3 separate regions of the Homo sapiens genome follow, and all the other regions are linked to region 1. A link is a contact called in ENCODE Hi-C or POLR2A ChIA-PET data. All regions are on one chromosome and are shown on one strand. Each heading gives the region's core, a stretch centred on a gene start or an enhancer-like site at or near the end of the contact. The rest is flanking DNA. Distances are from core to core; before and after follow the strand shown.

Region 1 (4,724 bases), core at 989-3,488:
TAATAGGTGATTTTGGTTGGGATTTAAGGAAGCAGAACTTTTTTTTTTTTCTACATTGGATATTGTCAGGAAGCAGGGACAATTCTATGATTAGAGATTCTTAATGAACCTCATCTCTAGGCAGGAAGACAAGAACAGGGCTAAAACCATAACTGGTAAAGCAGCAGCAGACAATCCTATCAGGCAGGATGGGGAGATGTTTGGTGTTTTGGGGGTTTGCACAATGACCTTGTTTTTGTCAGCACTTAGACAAGATTACCGAGTCACCTTGTTTTTTGTCTCATTTCATAGTTTATAGAGTGGCCTTGTGTGATATTGGTGTTCTATGCAACTGTGTTTAACAGGAGAATGCAAAGGCCCAGCTGTTGAGTGTCACAGCTTCTAGGCCAGTTTCTAGGTGTCAAGGTCCATTTTCTGTCTCTTACAAGTGTCCTAAGGCTGGAGTCTAGTGTCAGCACAGAAATAAGCAGGAGAATATCTTTCGGCTACTTGATAGTTCCCTTTTCCCCAGTTCTGGCTATGTATTAGGATGGACACTGAACCAAGACAGCACAGGCTGGTAGAGAAGCAGTACTTCTAGAAGTCAACTAAAAAATGCCTTTATTTATCCAAGAATTAATTATCCTCTCAGCACATGGCTACCACAGCTAATTTTCAAATGGAGAATGCTGTATATTTTGCATCCTGAATGATAGAACGCACCATTGCCTCAAAGGCCATGTTCAAAAACCTGCCAAGTCCTTGATTCTGGTTCATATTTTTATTTTTATGTAAACACAACAGTATGGTTTCAGGGAAGTCTGTTTTTTTTTTGTTTTGTTTTGTTTTTTTGAGACAGAATCTCGCTTTGTCACCCAGGCTTGAGTGCAGTGGTGCTATCTCGGCCCACTGCAACCTCCACCTCTCAGGTTCAAGTGATTCTCTTGCCTCAGCCTCTTAAGTAGCTGGGATTACAGGTGTATGCCACCACACCCAATTAATCTTTGTATTTTTAGTAGAGACAGGGTTTCACCATGTTAGGCTGGTCTCGAACTCCTGACCTCGTGATCCGCCCGTGTCAGCCTCCCAAAGTGCTAGTTTACAGGTGTAAGCTACCATGCCTGGCCTTAGGCAAGTCTTTTAACTAGCATCCCAGCATCCTCTGGGACTCTATGGCACCTGTATTCCTCTGTTAACATTCCTTCTATATTGTAATTAATTTATTTTAATCTATCTGCCTGGTTAGACTGTCTCCCACATATTTGTATCCCCGGAACTTAACAAAGGACTTGGCACAGGCTAGGCTCCCTACAAATATTAAGTGAATTTAAAATGGAGCTTTAATTCCTGGCTTGAAGTCACCTCACAAAACATTTAGTGAGTCTGTATTACAAGCCAGGAGGACGCTATGAAAAATCAGATAGTCTTTCCCTTTAAGGAATTTGTATTCATTTCTATTAGAGTTAATAATAATAATGATAATAGCTGATATTTACTAAAGATAGGGAACTTTGTTAGGTACTTTATATGTACCTGAGTTACTGTCATTTTATAGGTGAAACAAGGGATGTACCCAATGGGTTAAGTTACTTTCCTGAGGTCACGCAGCTATCACGGGGCAGAACGAAGACTTTAACTCAGACAGTCTGACTGCAGTAACGCTGGCCCAACTATCATGTTGAAACGTACAGCACCGTGCCCATCCACAGTTCTCTCATTTATCAGAGAGGAGGTCCTGAATCCAAGTTATTGAAATCGTTGCAGACATTTGTTTTAAAGAGGAATAGGTCAAGATGACCAATCTGGGGAAGAACTTTTGCCAGGCAGTGCGTATGGGGAACAGAGCTGCGTTGGCCTTCTGTTAAAGCAGCTGGGGATTTCGGTTTTGGCTTCAGACCTGCACAACATTCAGTCAATAGCATTTATTGGGCGTCCACTGTGCAGGGTGCCCCCTGCTACTTCCTCTCCTCCCCACATCCTGGGGCAGGGAGGGGAAGTGAGGAAAGAAAAGCAAAGACAAGGCGAGGAGGATGCTGAGGGTGGGCAGGTGGGCACCCCCACCCCGCTGCGCCGGCCACGCCCCTTGCCGCTCCCTCGCCCCGGGGCCCACTTTAAACTCCCGCCCCTCGTAATAACGACCAATGGCCGACCGCGAAGCGCGCAGGAGGCTGGGGATTGGCCAGTGCCGAGGTTGCTGGGGCGACGGGTGGGTCCGGCGGGTCCCCGGGCGGGGCGGGGCCGGGGCGAGGGGTGCCGGGTGGTTTCCGCCCGGCAGCCCGCAGCCCGCTGCGCCCCGGGCCGCGTCTCCCGGCGGTGGGAGGGGGCGGCCCCCACTCGGTTCCTGGCCCCTCGCGGCCCCGTCAGCCTCCCGCTCGGGGTGCGCCGCCCTTCGTCTGGGTCTCCGCCCCCAGGACCCGCGGCCGAGAGCTCCGGAGCGCGGCTTCCCCGGCCGGCTGCGCGATGGGCTGCGGGAACTCCACCGCCACCAGCGCGGGCGCGGGCCAAGGTGAGTCCGGCGGGAGGCGGGGGCCGGCGGGGGCGGGCGGGAGAGGCGGCGGGAAGGAAGGGTGCAGGGATCTTGGGTGGGGGGCGCGCAGCCCCCTCTCCCCGTCCCCATTTTCGGGACAGGAGCAGACCGCCCGTTTCTGGAAAGACCGAAAGCGTGGCAAGTCCCCCGCGCGGGGGCGGTTGCGCCTGGAGCAGTCGAGCCTGCGGGGCGTCTCTGCCGAGGGAGCGCGGGGAGGACTGTCGCGGGCTCCCCTGCAGCCGCCGGGGCTCACCTGCAGCTGGCGGGTCTCAGGGCTCTCCTGGGGGAGAGGATTCCCGGACGTGGTCCCCGGCCGCTCCCCCACCTCCCACACTTGCTCCTCCAGGCCTCTCCCCCATCTCCTCGGAACCAAGGCGCTGCACCTGGAAAAGTGCAGCAGAGCAAGACAGGACTTTTCGGGCAGTGGTGGTGGGGCAGGAAGCGGGGAAGGGTGGGAGTGGGGTTGGGGAGAACTAGAAGCAGAGCTGCAAAAACGCATCTGTGTCTGCCTTGATGCCGAAGACCGGCTGGGCTGCTCTTAGGATTTCTCTGAGAAGCTGCAGCAGTAAGGATGTTTTACATATGTGAGACAGAGCTTTATTATTAACAGTCTGTTAAGATACTTTTCATTAAACACACACACACACACACACACACACACACACAAATAGAAACTTCTTTTTATACCACTTCATGTTGATTGGCAGGCAAGGTCTTCTAGCTTCCCCGGGCCAGCCAGGCTTTGTGTCAAGTGACTTTTGCCAAAACTCACCCTTCTATTTCACCCTGCCTATGTCTCGGGATTTAAGGTACCCTGGATCTGTTTTGAGTAATAACTGCTGACCTATTTCAGTGTCCTTTTGGATAAAGAGCTCCTATCTCCTCCAATTGAAGTCAACCAGATGCCACATCCTAGCCTAACCAGCAAATGCAAACAGCAGTCAGAGGCTGCGGTATTTCCTAGGCGGCTGTGGAGGCCCTGGCAATGACTTTGTAACCTTGGGCCTGTCACATCCCTTAACCCAGACGCCGGTAAAAAATGGAGTTTAAGACTCAATTTGAGTCTTGAATTAAATCCTGTCCTGGTGACAATGCAGAGAGCCACAGGAGAGCGAACTTTTTAGATTCATTTAACAGTGGGGAAGGTTAGTGTAGCACCTTATGCTAATGAGGGCAGACGGGCTTCAAACCTGCCTGTGGCCAGAAAGCTCTGCTTGTATGAAACAATGTCAGGGCCACACCCCGCACTCAAATTGTGTCTCAGTCTACTAGGTACTGTGGCCGTATGCAATCCACTGCATGTGTAGCCTACTTAAAAAAGGTGAAGAAAAGTTATCCACATTAAAAAAAATTGTAGGAAGGATTTGTAGCAGATTTCCCTTAAAATGAGGCTAGTTTCATGCATGTACATTTTGATTTATTAATGAACTGCTTGTCAGTTTTAGGGATGGGGAGGGGGTACCATTGCCAAATGAAAATCAGAATGATGGACCAGGCGCAGTGACTCATGCCTGTGTAATCCCAGCACTTTGGGAGGCTGGGGTGGGTGGATCATCTGAGCTCAGGAACTCGAGACCAGTGTAACCAACATGGTGAAACCCAGTCTCTACTAAAAATACAAAATTAGCTGGGCGTGGTGGCGCCTGCTTGTAATCCCAGCTATTTGGGAGGCTGAGGCACGAGAATTGCTTGAACCTGGGAGGCGGAGGTTGCAGTGAGCTGAGATCGCACCATTGCACTCCAACCTGGGCAACAAGAGTGGAACTCCGCTCCATCTAAAAAAAAAAAAAAAGAAAAGAAAAGAAAATAGAAAGATGGTAAGGTATGATGAGCTAGCTCTAAAATGTTAATGTAAAAATCAAATTTGGGGGGAAAATATGATTTCTTGGGGAAATATGATTATCTTTATGAATATTTGATTGACTTTTTCCCTAGGAGCATCTCTCTTATCACCTAAAGGGAAGTCATATTGAAAAAAAAAAAAAAAGCTACCGAAAGAGTAGTTTGAGGAGCAGCCTCACTTTTGTTTGTGGACAGTGCATGTGAGAGCATGCTATTCTCTCCTCCAGCTTGCTGTTTGCCAAAAATTACTTTTTGTTCAGAGGAGAGAAGGATATTGAGTGCAGATTCAAAACATGCAGGAGACAACATGATGAGCAGGGAGTTATTGCATCACCTCTTTGATGGATATGCCCTTGTCTTGGAGAAGCCATTCCCA
Region 2 (4,724 bases), core at 1,429-3,928, 1.0 Mb before region 1:
AATCACAACTTAATGTTTGCCTCGATATGCTCTGTTGCTCTGAGCAAGTTGTGTGGGCTGTTATCTCCTGAGAAATCCCTGTAAATGGTATTAGTAATACTTTATAAGCAGGTTGGGAGAATATAGTTTTCTAAGGCATTTTGAAATTCTTAGATGAAAGGGTCTTTATGTAGCAAATTGGTGTCAGCCTATTTTCCTTCCTCTGAGCCAGAAGAAAATAGGCACCATAGGGTGGGAAGGGTTGGCTTATCTGTTAGAGTTCTTTTGTAAGTAGCTTTTGTTGAATTTTTTTTTTGAGATGGAGTCTCGCTCTGTCGCCCAGGCTGGAGTGCAGTGGCGCGATCTTGGCTCACTGCAAGCTCCGTCTCCTGGGTTCAGGCTAGTCTCCTGCCTCAGCCTCCAGAGTAGCTGGGACTACAGGCGCCTGCAACCACGCCCGGCTAATTTTTTGTATTTTTAGTAGAGACGGGGTTTCACCGTGTTAGCCAGGACGGTCTTGATCTCCTGACCTCGTGATCCGCCCGCCTCAGCCTCCCAAAGTGCTGGGATTACAGGCGTGAGCCACCGTGCCCGGCTGCTTTTGTTGAATTTAAAGTGGATGTGAGAAGCTCCTAAGAATATCGTTCACTGTAAAAGCAGACTTTTTTGGATTTGGGTCTTGGAATTCTTAACTGTATTTTCACCTAAGATTTAAAACAAGTTCAAATACTAGTTTGTAATTGGCCAGACTAGGGACAGATACGATCCTTGAATGATCCTGGGTCTCAACTTACCTTTCTTTCATTTTTCCTTTATTTTAGAAGAGGGATAAGAACTTTTTCTGAAGAGCAGTCAACTTTTCCTTTCAGTGTGTAGGATTAATTCCACGAATCTGTGAACTTAAATCTTTGCTGCCAAATAACTTGCAGTAGATGCTGGGATAGTTTTAAATCTATTTTAAGTTATACATTCAGTACATAAGTGCATCTCCGTGTAAAAACAGCTATGTTTGGAAGATCTAAAACGCAGCTTTTGTTTTTGAGAAGCCAACAATCTAATAGGGTAGGATCATATATATGTACAACTAACCGTAATGCATGGTGTTTTGAAAAATGCACGTATCTCCCTGAATTACCCCTAGTTAATAAAATAATTGGGAGCAAATGGTAATATAAGGATTTTGGAGTAACTTAATACTACTAGATTTTGCTGTTTATACATTTACAAAAAACTTTCTGCTAATGCTAAAGAAATAGAACAAGTCTATATGCATAAAGGAAGGTAGGGCTAATTTACTTCCTGGTGCTATGAAACTGGCAATTGGACAGGTGCAATTGTGGGTGTCTTTTTTTTTTTAAGGTGTACCTGTTGCAGGTTTGAAAAGCTGTTGATGCTCATGGGTTGTTTGTGTGCATGTTCTCTTTAAAAACCAGATGTATTCATTCCCTTTTTTTTTTTTTTTTTTTTTGAGACGGAGTCTCGCTCTATAGCCCAGGCTGGAGTGCAGTGGCCCGATCTCGGCTCACTGCAAACTCCGCCTCCTGGGTTCACGCCATTCTTCTGCCTCAGCCTACCGAGTAGCTGGGACTATAGGCGCCTGCCACCGCGCCCGGCTAATTTTTTGTAGTTTTAGTAGAGACGGGGTTTCACCGGGTTAGCCAAGATGGTCTCGATCTCCTGACCTCGTGATCCGCCCGCCTCGGCCTCCCAAAGTGCTGGGATTGCAGGCGTGAGCCACCGCGCCCGGCCATTCCCATTGTTATGTATACTTTGCTATTTGCTGCTGGTGAGACAGATAAGGAGTCACGTCTTTAACTGCACTTGAGTTTCCAGTGACCCCATTAAATCCAATGGGTAAATTTTCCCACGCAGATTACTCACCCAGTTTACAGATTAAGCTTTCATATCCTTAGACTGTATCTGAAATTTTCATAGCTTTGCCCACCTTTTAGGGTTCAGAGTTACTACCCATTCAGTGTCGGTGGCCTTTAGCTGTTGGCAAGCTTCCAAGTAAATAGCTCTTTTGCAGAGATCTCTACCCATTCTATTCTTCCACTCCTGGGTAGTGGAGAACCAAAGTTCACCTGAGTAATGCCCGTGCCCAGCACCCAGTTTCCTGCAGGGGTTAGCACGGATATTGGAGGCTCCCCCGATCCCACAGATACTCAGGATGGGTATTGGAGGGGGCTTGGTTTTTAAGAGGACATGTGAAAGTAATTAACCCGATTTACATTTGTATAATGAGTCCAAACACCACCTTGCAAAAGAACTGAGAGTTTAGCCTGCTTAATGGAGTTTCTGCTTTTCACGGTCCTTGGCCTTACCGACGGTTTACAGTCCAGCCAGATTTAGTTCACAAAAAACCAAAACCAGGTCGACCTCACTGCAGTATATGATGGCAGCGAGCGTTTTAAAGCGCAGGACCTTTAGTCTCCTCAATAGTTTTGTGTAAAGTTGTCCAAAAGTGTTTTTTTTTAAAGTGAGGTGATCCAGTCGGTAAACGCTTTGAAAAAGAATAGCTGTCCCCTGAGCGGGCATTAGTCGCGTGTGAGGTCAGGGCCCATCATTGCGCGTGTTGGGAGCGCCGCGCTGGTCTATGAGCGAGCGCCTCGGCTTGTGGCTGGGCCGGGCCGGGGCGGGGCTGTCTTCCCGCGGAGCGTGCTGGGGGCGGGTCGCGCCGGGCCGGGCCGCTAGTGCGCATGGGCGGGCGTCCTCGGCTCTAACTGCCGCCACTTTCCACACGCTGGGAGGGCCGTTACCTCAGAGATACCCGTGGCCGGCATGTTGGTTGAAAAAGCTTCCCGGAAGGGAGACGAAGAGAAAGGAGAGGAGCAGCTCGTGATCATCCCCGGTAGCGAGTACGCGGCGAAGTAGGCGGCGGCGGAGGGAGCGCTGATGAAGATGGATGTGTCAGTGAGGGCCGCGGGCTGCTCCGACGACCTCAGCTCTGGGGAGGCCGACGTAGACCCAAAGCTCCTGGAGCTCACCGCTGACGAGGAGAAGTGCCGCAGCATCCGCAGGCAGTACCGGCAGCTCATGTACTGCGTGCGGCAGAACCGGGAGGACATCGTGAGCTCGGCGAACAACTCCTTAACCGAGGCTCTGGAGGAAGCCAACGTCCTCTTTGATGGCGTGAGCCGAACCAGAGAAGCAGCCCTCGACGCCCGGTTTCTTGTTATGGCTTCTGATTTGGGTAAAGAAAAGGCAAAGCAGTTAAACTCAGATATGAACTTCTTTAATCAGTTAGCATTTTGTGACTTTCTGTTTCTGTTCGTGGGTCTGAATTGGATGGAAGGCGATCCTGACAAGTTGAGTGATTGTGATGATAGCATAGCTCTTTCCTTCTGGAAGGCAATAGAAAAGGAAGCAACATCCTGGATGGTAAAAGCTGAGACATTCCATTTTGTTTTTGGTTCATTCAAGCTAGAACGTTCTGCACCAAAGCCCCGACTTGAACACCAGAAAAAAGTTCGCAAGATGGAAGAAAATGGCAACATGCCTACAAAGTTGCAGAAGTTGGACCTGAGTAGTTATCCAGAAGCGACAGAAAAAAACGTAGAAAGGATTTTGGGATTGTTGCAAACCTACTTTCGAAAGTATCCTGATACTCCTGTGTCCTATTTTGAGTTTGTGATTGATCCAAACTCTTTTTCTCGTACTGTGGAGAATATATTTTATGTTTCTTTTATTGTAAGAGATGGTTTTGCAAGAATAAGGCTTGATGAAGACAGGCTGCCAATATTAGAGCCGATGAATGTTAACCAAATGGGTGAGGGAAATGATTCCAGTTGCCATGGCAGGAAACAGGGAGTTATATCTTTGACTTTACAGGAGTGGAAAAACATTGTGGCAGCTTTTGAAATTTCTGAGGCTATGATTACATACTCCTCATACTAAAGATTTCTTAGTATAGCATCCTTTTTGTGTTTTTTTTCTGAAGTTAGATGGAGAGTAAAATGTAAACTGAAGCACATATTGTATCTCTTGTAAAGTGAAAAAGTATTTTCAAGAACATCAGACATTGTTTTACTGTGCAGCATATTTTTCTTAGTAATTTATAAGGTCATGATCTTCTGTTATTAAAACAAATTCACTGGCATATTTATGGGAACGTTTTATTGAATGCCCTTTAAGACTATTAATAAAAACAAGTTTTGGATACCAAATTAAGGGATATTTGATAATTTGCAAAACATAATAATTTACGAAAATCAGTGATGATGCTCTGTGATGCGTTGCTTTCTCTGTCATAGGGAACCAAGAGAATCCCAGAAAGGGTTCCTAACCAGGTTGGGCAAAGAGTGGGTAAAAAACAAAAGTTAAAAAAAAAAACCTGTCTGTAAGGCAGTGAATATGCAACATTAAGACTAAAAAAGTCATTGCAAGGAAGACTTAGGATTTATGAGTGAGTATCCATATTCTAAACAATTTCTGTTATTGTACTCAGCAAAAGTAGTGTCTCTGCTGTAGTAGTTGAGGTATCAGCTAAGGGTGAAAGGTGAGTAGAAACACGAAGAAGGAAAAGGCATTCTAGGCAAGAGAATAGCAAGGTCAAATGCATGGAATTGTTAGAAGTTAGGCACGAGAGGACCATTAGATTTATGGAAAAACTATTATATTTGATAAGCTGGGCAACAATTGAATAACTTCATCTATTAATATCCTGAGAAGATGTTTTTGTCAAACTATTATACATTGAACACAAGATCTTGCTATCCAGTTGTAGTTTTTATCTACTGAATTTC
Region 3 (4,724 bases), core at 1,061-3,560, 1.0 Mb after region 1:
CGGGAGTGGTGGCTCACGCCTGTAATCCCAGCACTTTGGAAGGCCGAGGCAGGCGGATCACCTGAGGTATGGAGTTCGCGACCAGCCTGGCCAACATGGTGAAACCCCGTCTCTACTAAAAATAAAAATTTAGACGGGTGTGGTGGCGCATGCCTGTAGTCCCAGCTACTAAGGCGGCTGAGGCAGGAGAATCACTTGAACCCAGGAGGCTGAGGTTGCAGTGAGCCAAGACCGAGCCACTGCACTCCAGCCTGGGTGACAGAGTGAGACTCTGTCTCAAAAAAAAAAAAAAAATGCAAATTTGCAGCCAGCGCGGTGGCTCACGCCTGAAATCCCAGCACTTTGGGAAGCCGAGGCAGGCGGATCACCTGAGGTCAGGAGTTTGAGCCCAAACTGGCCAATATGGCGAAACCCCGTCTCTACTAAAAATACAAAAATTACCTGAGTATGGTGGCACGCGCCTGTAATCCCAGCTACTCGGGAGGCTGAGGCAGGAGAATCGCTTGAACCTGGGAGGGTACAGTGAGCTAAGATTGCACTACTGCACTCCAGCCTGGACGACAGAGTAAGACTCCATCCCCGCCCCCCACCAAAAAAGCAAAATTTCAGCCCCAATTTACCAATCAGAAAGCTGAGATTAGTTTAACAAGCTCTCCAGGTGATTCTGATACACCCTAAAGTCGGAGAATCACCTTGATAATGGAAAGCAAAGAAGACTTTGGCACAGACAACCAACACACTTGAGCCAACCTTGAGATCCTCTGCCATCTATAAATCACTTTCACAGTCCCTTCTAGGCTAGATGCTAAATTGGTTGCAATCTGGTAATGCACAATGATGAGACACAAGTTGTATCTTGTCTCTGTAATAAGTAAATTGTAAGAACTTCAAAGGCAGGGTTGATTCTACTTTTGGTGTTTTTTCCATTCTTCTCGTATTTCAGATATCAGTGCAATACTTAGAAAATACGGCCGGGCGCGGTGGCTCACGCCTGTAATCCCAGCTACTCGGGAGGCTGAGGCAGGAGAATGGCGTGAACCCGGGAAGCGGAGCTTGCAGTGAGCCGAGATTGCGCCACTGCAGTCCGCAGTCCCACCTGGGCGACAGAGCGAGACTCCGTCTCAAAAAAAAAAAAAAAAAAAAAAAAAAAGAAAATACAAGTACTGAAATTTAAGTAGCTCTTTAGTAAATAAGAATAATTAACCTGGTGCAAGGGTTCTACCTTTATGAGGGAGAAATTGGAAAGCATATATGTACTTACAAATTTTCATAACTTTTCTTATCGTTGTAAAATATACATAAAACTTAGCATTTTAACCCTTTAAAATGATGTACAGGTCAGCAGCATTAAATACATTCACACTGTTGTGCAACCATCACCATTCTCCATTTACAGAACTTTTGCATCTTCCCAAACCGAAACTCCGTACCCATTAATTAATTGGTGCATTTTGCCTTGTTTTTTCTAATAGGATTTTTCTTTCTGTTGATTTGTATGAGCTCATTTTAAATTAGAGAGACCAGCCCTTTGTCTTCTGCCAATTTATTTTTTATTAATTCTATTTGTTGGTGATTTTTTAAAATCTGTTCAGAAAATTAAAAATTTTCCGTGGAATCATAAAATCGTGTTTAGATTATAAAATCCTTTATGATTTGACTGTTGCCGTCTTGAAAGTCTTCAACATCTCAATGTTATGAATATCTGCACTTACATTTTCTTCTAAGTTTTTGTTAACATTTCAATATTTAATCCACAAAAGATTCACTTACATGTATTTTTTCCCCAAATGGGTAATCAGCTCTTCAAACATTATTTACTGGACAGGCCATCCTTCCCCTACTAACGTAAATGTCATCTTTTCATATTAAATTTCTCCATGCGCTGGGTATTTACTCCTACATCTTCCATCTAGTGCTTTTGAGAATTTTCAACACTCTTCCATTACACGCATGTACCATCATTTATTTAATCAATCTTCTATTGGTAGGCATTTGGGACGTTTCCTGCTCTTCCATACTAAACAATGCATAGAATTTTGGACTACATTAAATAATTCTCTGCCTCAGTGGTTCAAGTTGCGTAAATTATGCGTTTACACTTTTCTTCGGATTACTTTTAAAATGACAACCACTATGTTTTGCTGGTCTCAATTACCAGAGAATTGGCAAGAAACCTGACAGCTGGGGCTTAGGATTCCCTGCGCCAGACCTCCGAGCTACACCAGAGGGCGTACTTTCCTTACTCGGCCTCGGCCACATCCGGGTTCCACCGCAGATTCGGGCAGGGAGCGGGCGGAACCTTTCTACCGCGTCTCTAGCTAACACGCACGGCGGGGACAGTTTAGGCCTCCGCGCACCGTTCGCCGGGAGTCTTGCAGTTTGCTTGGTGCAGGGAAGGCGGGCGCGGAGGTTCTATCTGTTTCTTCCTCCTTCGTGAGCAGCATGGACGTGCTAGCGGAGGAGTTTGGGAACCTGACTCCGGAGCAGCTGGCGGCGCCGATCCCGACTGTAGAGGTCAGTGCCAGGCACGCAGGGAGCGTCAGGGACAAGGATGCGCCCTGAGGGGGCGTTGCCCGGAGTGCTCGGGCCGCCAAGGGGGCGGGCTGGCGGTTTGTGCGCATGCGCCGGGCTTCTGCGCATGCCCAGAGCGTCGCGCTTGCGAGTCTTTTTTCCAGAGCCGGCCTCCGCGTGCGCGAGTGAAGGCTGATCCCAGAGGAGCTGTCAGCCGCTGCGGGGGCCGAGAAGCCCCGCTGCTGGCTCTAGGGTTGGAGCTCTTCCAGCATAGGTGTGCGTGGGGAGGACTGACCCTCGCACTTACTGTGGGGGACGTATTGCATGTTTGCAGTCTTACAGAGGACACGGGGCCAGGGAGCTCAGGCCATTTGCATGAGGCACCACAGCCGGCTGTGGGGGTAAAACCAGATCGTCTGAATTCCAAGCTAGTCATCTTTCCTTTTAACTTGAAGTTCCAGTTTGGGTTGCAGGGGAATTTTAAACGCCCTCAATATTTACTAAAGAATTTGCCTGTGTGTTTTCTGGGGGAGAGACTCCACAGCTTTCATCAGCTTCTCGGAAGTTAAGGACAGCTGCCCCACAGCGAGCTGCCCAGTGAAGTGCGGCTGTCGACATATTTTGTTATCTGATAAGGCACATTTTGTAATCTCTCTGAGCCTCAAAATCTACACTGACGTGGAATAGGGAAGTGGAGACGTGGCCGGAGAAGATAGCAAAGGAGAGATTTCAGGGAAAGAGAACAGGATACTTGAAACCTCCTCGGCAAGACCATTGGATGTTTTTGAGGAAGGAAAGTAAATCCAGTAGTATTAGAGTGAAGAAAAATAGAGGAGAAGAGATAAAAGACAGGGTTAAGTAAGGGTCTTGATTATGAAAAGTTTCAATAAACATCTGACAGAGCTTGGACTTTGTCTTGGAGCAGAGCTTTTGAAGGGTTTAAGCAGGAAAGTGACATGATCAGTAAGTCTATCGGATTATAAGAACCTCCTTGGCTAGGCGTGGTGGCCTGTAATACCAGTAGTTTGGGAGGCCAAGGCGGGCGGATCACTTGGGCTCAAGAGTTTGAGAACAGCTTGGGCGACATGGCAAAACCCTGTTTCTACAAATAATACAAAAATTAGCTGGGTGTGGTGGCGTGCACTTGTCCCAGCAACTCAGGAGGCTGAGGTGGAAGGATCACTTGAGCCTGGAAGGTCGAGGCTGCAGTGAGCCGTAATTGTGCTGCTGCACTCCAGCCTGGGTGACTGAGACCTTGTCTCAAGGAAAACAAAACAAAACCTCTTTATAATAGTTTGACAAGTTAAGGAAGTTGAATTAGCAGTTCCAACAGATTCAGTCTATAAGTGCATGCAATAGGCTGCTGATCATCAGGCAAAACTATTTTTTTTTTTTTTTTTTGAGACGGAGTCTAGCTCTGTCGCCCAGGCTGGAGTGCAGTGGTGTAATCTCGGCTGACTGCAACCTCTGCCTCCCGGGTTCAAGCAATTCTCCTGCCTCAGCCTCCCAAGTAGCTGGGATTACAGGCGCCCACCATCACCGCCAGCTAATTTTTGTATTTTTAGTAGAGACGGGGTTTCACTGTGTTGGCCATGCTGGTCTCGAACTCCTGACCTCGTGATCCACCGCCTCGGCCTCCCAACGTGCTGGGATTACAAGCGTGAGCCACCGTGCCCGGCTGCAAAACTGTATTTTAACCGTGAAAAGTGAATATCAAAGAGCCAGCATTCACTGAGCACTTGCTAATGTGCCAGGTTCTGTTTAACCATAACATGCATTATGTTATTTAATCCTCTGAAATAAGTACTATTTTCACCCCCATTTTGCCAGAGAGGCCCAAAGATGTTAAGTAAATAGCCTTGCATTAGAAGCCTGGTAGTGGCTAATCTGGAATTTGGACTCTTGTCAGTCTGACTCGAGTCTTCATCCCTAACTGCTATCGGACCGCTTCTCCAGAGAGCTGAAGAAATAAGCCTGGGAGATTTCTATTTCTTATCTGAATTTACACAGCTATGAAGTGAACAGTGCTATAATTCCAGCCTTCTGATTGAAGAATAACAGTTCCTCTTCCTGCACTCTGTATCCAATCCACCATCACCTCTAAAAAGTCCTGAGTTCTTAATCTATGCATATCTGAAACTTCATTCCCACCGTTTTCCAGCCCAGAACGACTGTCCTCTCTTACTTCCTAACTGGCCTACCTGGCACCTGAC

What was found. A loop is a pair of places that touch in the nucleus more often than their neighbours do. ChIA-PET counts read pairs that join two places held with the same protein, here RNA polymerase II (POLR2A). Pooled maps may share reads with other maps.
Region 2: a map of naive thymus-derived CD4-positive, alpha-beta T cell shows a loop between it and region 1 (7-fold over the local background). The contact joins the promoter of EID3 here to the promoter of C12orf75 in region 1. A Hi-C loop is called at or near these places in 1 of 168 maps with a recorded cell type or tissue (naive thymus-derived CD4-positive, alpha-beta T cell) and 7 of 50 pooled maps. POLR2A ChIA-PET finds 5 or more read pairs at or near these places in 2 of 52 experiments (activated CD4-positive, alpha-beta T cell and activated CD4-positive, alpha-beta memory T cell).
Region 3: a pooled map shows a loop between it and region 1 (9-fold over the local background). The contact joins the promoter of POLR3B here to the promoter of C12orf75 in region 1. A Hi-C loop is called at or near these places in 2 of 37 single-sample maps with no recorded cell type and 7 of 50 pooled maps. POLR2A ChIA-PET finds 5 or more read pairs at or near these places in 2 of 52 experiments (Panc1 and activated naive CD4-positive, alpha-beta T cell).

Annotation. Positions count from the first base shown.
Region 1 is chr12:105,328,453-105,333,176 of GRCh38, forward strand. It overlaps C12orf75 (chromosome 12 open reading frame 75), which reads left to right and starts at 2,239. Exons shown (of 6, transcript NM_001145199.2): 1 at 2,239-2,485. The coding sequence starts at 2,440. RefSeq lists silencers at 1,875-2,534, 2,565-2,664 and an enhancer at 3,321-3,864.
Region 2 is chr12:104,301,061-104,305,784 of GRCh38, forward strand. It overlaps EID3 (EP300 interacting inhibitor of differentiation 3), which reads left to right and starts at 2,679. Exons shown (of 1, transcript NM_001008394.3): 1 at 2,679-4,145. The coding sequence starts at 2,875. The coding sequence ends at 3,876. All of the region lies in intron 4 of TXNRD1 (thioredoxin reductase 1), which reads left to right. RefSeq lists enhancers at 1-107, 646-815, 2,607-3,479, 2,787-3,026, 3,057-3,116 and a silencer at 2,517-2,746.
Region 3 is chr12:106,355,438-106,360,161 of GRCh38, forward strand. It overlaps POLR3B (RNA polymerase III subunit B), which reads left to right and starts at 2,311. Exons shown (of 28, transcript NM_018082.6): 1 at 2,311-2,514. The coding sequence starts at 2,443.